2 separate regions of the Homo sapiens genome follow, and region 2 is linked to region 1. Evidence: read pairs that join two places in POLR2A ChIA-PET (ENCODE). Cell type or tissue: MCF 10A. All regions are shown on one strand. Region 1 has its middle 75 kb from the start of CDC123. Region 2 has its middle 25 kb from the start of OPTN.

Region 1 (4,000 bases):
CTGGTTTTAAAGTCTCTCCCTTTGATTCAGGAAAGTCCATTCTTACTTGTCAGTCTCGTCTTGTGTCCTGACTTTTGGCTCAGAAAATCAGTCACCACAGTCTCAAAAACTTTGAACTCAGCACTTCTCTCTTCCCTGCAGTAGGAAATCCCCTATAAGATGATCAGAGACAGACCCCTTGGGAAACTGCTAGGCCAGGGGCTGGAAATTGCAGGTGTCAACTCCCAGTAGAAACACCATTGTGGATACTTAGGTGACTCAGTAGCTATGGAAGATAAGACGGATCAGAGACCAGGATCAAGGGAGATAAATATTTTCAAAGAGCTTTGAGTTATTCAAGAAAGGACTCCTCAAATGGACAGGTATGGACCCATAAAAACAGAAATTCAGTCTTCTGGCTTTAGAATTTTGCCGCTTGACAGCTCCAGCTTGCGGCCCCCTTCCCCGCCCTCCTTCCCCCGGCCCCTATCTCTCCTGCACCGCCCACCCCCAACATTACATGCCACATCTTCTGGGTGAGACTTGACAATCCTTCTTTTAAAAATTTAATTAATTAATTATTTATATGTTTTTTGAGACAGAGTCTTGCTCTGTCACCCAAGCTGGAGTACACTGGTGTGATCTTGGCTCACTGCAACCTCCGCCTCCTGGGTTCAAGCAATTCTTCTGCCTCAGCCTTCTGAGTAGCTGGGACTACAGGCATGCACCACCACACCCGGCTAATTTTTTGTATTTTTAGTAGAGACAGGGTTTCGCCATGTTGTCCAGGCTGGTCTCAAACTCCTGACCTCAGGTGATCCACCCACCTTGGCCTCCCAAAGCGCTGGGATTACAGGAGTGAGCCACCGTGCCCAGCCAGTCCTTCTTTTTTTTTTTTTTTTTATCCAATTTCTTTCCCTTTCTTTAATTCCTCTTTTGTTTTGTCAAAGTAGTTCCTGAGCATCTTTTTCATGGTGAGTACTTGTGGAATACATCTTCCAAGTTCTCCTGTGCACATCTTAATAGTGTCTCTTTGATTGCTTCACATTTGATCGATAATCTGAGTGGGTAGGGAATGCTAAATTCAAAATAGTTTCCTAGCTGGGCATGGAGTCTCACAGGTGTAATTCCAGCACTTTGGAAGGCTGAGGCAGGAGGATTGCTTGAGCCCAGGAGTTTGAGAACAGCCTTGGCAACATAGCAAGACCCTGTCTTTACAAAAAAATAAGAAAAAAAAATTAGCCAGATGTGGTGGCATGTGTTTGTAGTCCCAGCTACTCGGGAGGCTGAGGCAGGAGGATCCTTTGAGCCTGGGTTATCAAGGCTGCAGTGAGATGTGATCGCATCAGCCTGGATGACAGACCGAGAACCTATCTCAAAAAAAAAAAGTTTCCCATAAAAATTTCGTAACCATTGTTTGTCTTCTAGCAAAATTATTTTACATTTGAAAACTTTAGGCCGGGCTCACGCCTGTAATCCCAGCACTTTGAGAGGCCGAGGCAGGTGGATCACCTGAGGTCAGGAGTTCAAGACCAGCCTGGCCAACATGGTAAAACCCCATCTCTACCAAAAATACAAAAATTAGCTGGGTGTGCTGGCGGGTGCCTGTAATTCCAGCTACTCGGGAGGCTGAGGCAGGAGAATCACTTGAACCCAGGAAGCGGAGTTTGCAGTGAGCCAAAATAGCGCCACTGTACTCCAACCTGGGTGACAAGAGGGAAACTCCTTCTCAAAAAAAAAAAGAAAAAGAAAAAGAAAACTTCAAACAAGTGTTTTCTTTCAGCCATCAAGCCTTTCCACCCCCTCTCTACTTCTGCTTCTTAAGCAAAGCATTTCCTCATAATCAGGGTGGAGTAATCTATTTTTGTTAGAACTCCCTGTAAAAATGCAACTGCCTCAAGAGGATCAAACACTTATGATCATCCTCAGTGCCAGGGGCTGGAAGTTGGGCCTTATATGGAATTCGTGACTCATCATCCAAGAGCCTAAAAGATTTACTTGCTCTGGCCGGGCTCCTAATTGCATGGGCTGAGCATCAGCTAGACGCCTGAAATCGAACACCTCGACACCTTTTAACTAACCTGGGAACATATTTCTGACTTGGTGCCAGGAAACAGAATACCTGTTTGGTAAACTGTCAACTTCTAGGTCTGAAAAAAAATGCCCGCAACTTCTGTTGAGTCACATCATAAGAGACCGTGAGGACACGTGGATGCCAGGACAAGATACAGGAATAATTCCTTTTCTTAGCAAGAGGAGATATAGCTGATTATAGTTCCTTCCACATAAGCAATGATTATGAATTAGGAAATAACCCAAGGGAGGCCGGGTGCGGTGGCTCACACCTGTAATCCCGGCACTTTGGGAGGTCGAGGCGGGTGGATCACCTGAAGTCAGGAGTTTGAGACCAGCCTGGCCAACACAGTGAAACCTTGTCTCTACTAAAAACACAAAAAATTAGCCAGGTGTGGTGCCACGTGCCTGTAGTCCCAGCTTTTCGGGAGGCTGAGGCAGGAGAATTGCTTGAACCCAAGAGGCAGAGATTACAGTGAGCTGAGATCGCGTCATTGCACTCCAGCCTGGGCGACAGAGCGAGACTTGGTCTCAAAAAAAAAAAAAAAAAAAAAGGAATTAACCCAAGGGAGCACTTTCTTTTTTCTTTTTCTTTTTTTTTTTTTGAGATGGAGTCTCGCTGTTACCCAGGCTGGAGTGCAGTGGCGCGATCTCGGCTCACTGCAAGCCCCGCCTCCCGAGTTCACGCCATTCTCCTGCCTCAGCCTCCCAAGCAGCTGGGACTACAGGCACCTACCACCACGCCCGGCTAATTTTTTTTGTATTTTTAGTAGAGACAGGGTTTCACTGTGTTAGCCAGGATGGTCTCGATCTCCTGACCTCGTGATCCGCCCACCTCGGCCTCCCAAAGTGCTGGGATTACAGGCGTGAGCCACCGCGCCCGGCCCAAGGGAGCACTTTCTTTCTTTTTTTCTTTTCTTTTTTTTTTTGAGATGGAGTCTCTCTGTCGTCAGGCTGGAGTGCGGTGGTGCGATTCTGGCTCACTGCAACCTTTGACTCCCAGGTTCAAGTGATTCTCCTGCCTCAGCCTCCAAGGGAGCACTTTCTAACAGTCAGAGCTGAGTAAAAGTAGAATGGACTGCTATGGGAATCTGTGGGTTCCTCTCCATAAGAGTTTTTGTTTGTTTGTTTGTTTTCTTGAGACCGAGTCTCTCTCTGTCACCCAGGCTGGAGTGCAGTTGTGTGATCTTGGCTCACAGCAACCTCCGCCTCCCAGGTTCAAGCAATTACTTGTGCTTCAGCCTTCTGAGTAGGTGGGACCACAGGCATGTGCCACCGTGCTCAGCTACTTTTTATATTTTTTGTAGAGATGGGGTTTCACCATGTTGGCCAGGCTGGCCTTGAACTCCTGACCTCAGGTGATCCACCTGCCTTGGCCTCCCAAAGTGGTGGGATTACAGGCGTGAGCCGCTGCACCTGGCCCATGAGTTATTCTTGGTGGAGATGTTGTAAATTGGATGCAACAATCTATGGATGGTTGGAATGTGTGATCTCTACGTTCTTTTTCAACTATGGAAATGTATGTTTGCTATACCTGGTATGACACCTGGCACACAGTAGATGGTCAATTTGTACTAAATAACATGTCTGTGGACTTTCTTACATCACAGTCACAGAGACAAATGTCATCACTGTTTCTGCTTGCTATAATTTACACTAAGAAGGTTTTAATCACAACTACCATTAGCTACTCATATTGAGAAATTCCCAGAATATTCTCTTCTGCAAACAGTGGCTGAGTTTGGATTGAGGACTCCGTTTTGGCAACAACCTCTTTACTGCTTCAAGTAATTGCACCCTCACAAACTTGGGATCGCATACACGTAACCAACATGTAGAGGGCAGGAAGCAGTTAAACTGCAAAGCCCCATTGAATCATCTAGATTAGGCACAGGTGGAAGGGCTTTTGAATAATAGGAGAGAGGCTTCCAGGCAACACTCGGCCTGG
Region 2 (4,000 bases), 800 kb after region 1:
GAGCCACTATCCCTGGCCACACAATCATTTCACTTAGGAGTTTTATAACTTGCAATAGTTCCTAAGAAAAATACCATTTTACCGGGGCAAACTATGGTAGATTCTTAGTCTTCTCTTTGGTGGTGGCCTCTGTGATCTCTTTGGAATAGCTCAAGAATGCTGTCTTTTGGTCTTCCTTCTTGGAATGTCTCAGGACAGGTGACATAGGACACTGAGCTGGAAGATGCACAGACACAGGGAACTGTTTTCTAAACTCAGGTGTCATTACTGCTCTGAAAGCAGCTTCTAAATGGAGAAAACAAATCCAACTGGAGCAGGAGTAACCACATCCCCTTCCATCTTTCACCGTATTAGATGAAGACTTTTTTTTTTGAGACAGGATCTCACTCTGTCACCCAGGCTGGCTCACTGCAACCTCCCCCTCCTAGGCTCAAGCAATCCTCCCACCTCAGCCTCCTGAGTAGCTAGGAGGCTACAGCTACAACTACAAGCACCTGCCACCACGTTCGGCTAATTTTTTGTAGAGACAGGGTTTCTCAATGTTGCCTAGGCTGGTCTCCAACTCGTGAGCTCAAGCAGTCCTCCCATGCCAGCTTCCCTAGGTGCTGGGATTACAGGCATGAGCCACGGTGGCCTGCCCAAGACATTTTTTTTAAATGAGAGATTTTAAAAGCTTAGCAATGAGAGAATAAACCCAACAGGTCTACCATTCCAACTCACCTTTGCTTTTTTCTTTTCTTCCCTTCCACAGTAGGAAGTATCCTCTCTCAGTACCTAAAGCTTTGATGTCACCTCCTCTAACAGGTACACCATGCAGTGTAGATCATTCCAAGTCTTTGTAAGCACTAAGTTACAGTCTCTTGAAGAATTCCATTGAACTGGTTCCAGAGTTGGTGTCTCTTTTCTAATCCTCCATTTATATGATAATCACTTGAAATTCAAGTCACCTGTTACTAGGATTGCAAGAAACAGAGGAATCAAATATATATATATATATATATATATATTTTTTTTTTTTTTTTTTTTTGAGACAGAGTTTCACCCCTGTTGCCCAGGCTGGAGTGCAATGGCGTGATCTCAGCTCACTGCAACCTCTGCCTCCCAGGTTCAAGCAATTCTCCTGCCTCAGCCTCCCGAGTAGCTGGGATTACAGGCATGCACCACCATATCCCGGCTAATTTTTTTTTTTTTTTTTTTTTTTTTTTTTTTTTTTTTTGTAGTAGAGACGGGGTTTTTCCATATTGGTCAGGCTGGTCTCGAACTCCCGACTTCAGGTGATCCGCCCACCTCGACCTCCCAAAGTGCTGGGATTACAGGCGTGAGCCACCACAACCGGCGGAATCAAATCTTTTCTTCTGGAGTTCTTTTAATGCTTTTAATCCAAGGTCCCAGCTCTCATGCTCACTTGAACTAACTCTCCCTCCCCCTCCCCCTCTCCCACTCCCTCAGCTTTTATAGATTTTTCTACAATACTTTCTCCTTACCCTTGTTAAAGCATTTGTTATCACTTCCATCCTTTACTGTTTAATCTTTCTCATAAGCACAAATACGCGTGCACACACATACACACACTCACATGAGTTCCCCGTGCCGGCTGCAAGTCTGGGTGCTGTTTTACTCAGCTATCTACGTTAGACCTGTGTTCCTGTTATTCCACAATATTACCACATTCCAGGAGGAGAAACCATTTTATTGTCTATTTCTTATTTTGATCCACATATCACATTAAAATGGAGCAAAAGAAAGGGTCTCAAACAGACAATATGAGTGCCTTCTTTAAGATGCTGGCCCTATAGAAATAGATTTCATGTTTTCCAAAGAGGACCCGGTACATCCCAGCCGCGGCCAGTCACTTGGCGCCATCTGCTGGACATGGACAAACAATCGTAGGCGGGGAACATCAGAACTGACGCATAGGTGCCCACTGCAAACCTGGCTCCCTGATGAACGAATGGTTTCCCACTGAAACGAGGCTTTACATCCCTTTATAACAAATCATCTCTCCAACTTCTTATCAATATCTCAGAAGCTAGGGAGTCTTTTCCACTATGGTTTTCCTATTTCCTCTGCTGGTGCATAAAGTGCCTTTGCTTTGTTTAACAAGCAATAAACAACTTTTTGTTTTGCGTATCACTGTATCCCCAGCATCCTGCATAGTGACTGGCACATGTAGGAGCTCCAAAATCAGTGGGTATTTTTGTTTCTTTGGCTTTTAAACGAAATAATAAGTGATTGATATCTGAGTCGGGGAAGATGACACACAGATATTCCTATTTTCATCAGACACGTTTGTTTTTTTGTTTTTTTTTTCTAGACGTCCCAGCCTGGGTAGGTGGGTAATGGTTTAGAAGCTCCTAAGGATGAACCTCTTCCCACCGCTAAAGTATTGAATCTGCTAAAAATAAGGGAAGAAACACTAATAAATAAATAAATAAACCAGGAAAAAACCCTTGTGGGGAGGGGAGACAAGAAGGAATAAAGACTTTGCATTATAGATTCTCCATGAAACCTGGCCTAGAATTGGATGAGCCTTCAATGCTCAATATACTTTTCAAAAATTGATGATTAACCAATTTGCTCAGTGCAATGGTTAATTTTATGTATCGATGTGGGTAGGCGCACGGGCATGGTGGCTCCACACCTGTAATCCCAGCACTTTCAGTGGCCAAGGTGAGCGGATCACTTGAGGTCAGGAGTTTGAGACCAGCCTGGCCAACATGGCTAAACTCTGTCTCTACTAAAAAAATAAAATAAAATAAAATAAAAATAGCCAGGCATCATGGCATGTGCCTGTAATCCCAGATATCCAAAGGCTGAGGCAGGAGAATTGCTTGAACCTGGGAGGCAGAGGTTGCAATGAGCCAAGATTGTGCCAGTGCACTCCAGCCTGGGTGACAGAGCAAGACCCTATCTTAAAACAAGCAAACAAAAAAACCTAAAATAATAGGGAAGCAGGTATCAGGGAAATAGGGAAGCAAAGGAGGCAGGTCTCGATGGCTAACTCAGTATGGGCAGAAGAGTCAAAGCTGCCTCCAAATTTCTAACTTAGCAAATGGGCAAATGTTGATGGCTGGAATTAAAACGAAAAATAGAGAGGATAAAGCAATTCAGCCAACAGTAATACATTTAGGATTGTTGTCAGAGGCATTCAAACCAGAGCAACTCCATCTTGGGTGAGGACTAGGAAAAATGAGGCTGGGACTTGCTGGGCTGCCCTCCCCGAAAGTTAGATATTCCTAGCCTCTAGATGTTTGTGGCTAAGGAAACAGATTGATAACCTTTACTAAACAGACCCAGACGTAGGAGTGTCCTGTGTAGAAAGCAAAAAGTTTCTTCCTCAAAGTTTCCCTTGTTAAAGAATAAATCATAAGTGTTAGAAGTAATAGTTCCTTTTAAAGACTAACTTCCTTCAAGCCTCCTTGCTTTGTGCTAATAACTCTTTGTTAAGCCCTATCCTATGTAGTTATTAAACATGCTCACAGGCACATAGTACATTCTATGTCCTTGTACTTTAACCAAGATATCTGTGCTGGACATGCTCACAGACATGTCCCAGCTCGCAGCCTATGCCCCTTCCTTATTTGGGAATGTTATTACTTTTCTAAGTCCTTTAGTAAGCAACTTCCTCCTTTCCCTTGTTCTCCATTGCTTTCACCTATTTAGAGAAGTTTTAAATTGTCAGCCAATCGGGTTCAGTTTATATTGTGAGGTCTGGCTCCAGCCAATGGAGACAGGACAGAGTAGCAGGGACAAGCTGCATAAGGGACAAAAATTGCTTCCCATTCCCTTTGAAAACTGGCACAAGAGAGGGATGCCCTCTCTCACCACTCCTATTACACATAGTGTTGGAAGTTCTGGCCAGGGCAATCAGGCAGGAGAAAGAAATAAAGGGTATTCAATTAGGAAAAGAGGAAGTCAAATTGTCCCTATTTGCACATGACATCATTGTATATTTAGAAAACCCCATCGTCTCAGCCCAAAATCTCCTTAAGCTGATAAG

What was found. Peaks named below come from ENCODE experiments on the same cell type or tissue, not always from the same donor. Only the 100,000 strongest peaks of a DNase experiment are listed, where the experiment ranks them.
Region 2: POLR2A ChIA-PET joins it to region 1 with 5 read pairs; 2 of 35 experiments call an interaction of 5 or more read pairs at or near these places.

The regions. Positions count from the first base shown.
Region 1 is chr10:12,269,145-12,273,144 of GRCh38, forward strand. No RefSeq gene overlaps it. Among named protein-coding and RNA genes, the nearest start is that of CDC123, 75 kb to the left of the region's middle. In MCF 10A, no CTCF peak of the experiment used is centred here; a DNase peak (open chromatin) is centred at 1,967.
Region 2 is chr10:13,073,148-13,077,147 of GRCh38, forward strand. It overlaps a transcript of CCDC3 not described here. Among named protein-coding and RNA genes, the nearest start is that of OPTN, 25 kb to the right of the region's middle. In MCF 10A, CTCF peaks have their summits at 1,856 (motif pointing left) and 2,055; a DNase peak (open chromatin) is centred at 1,874.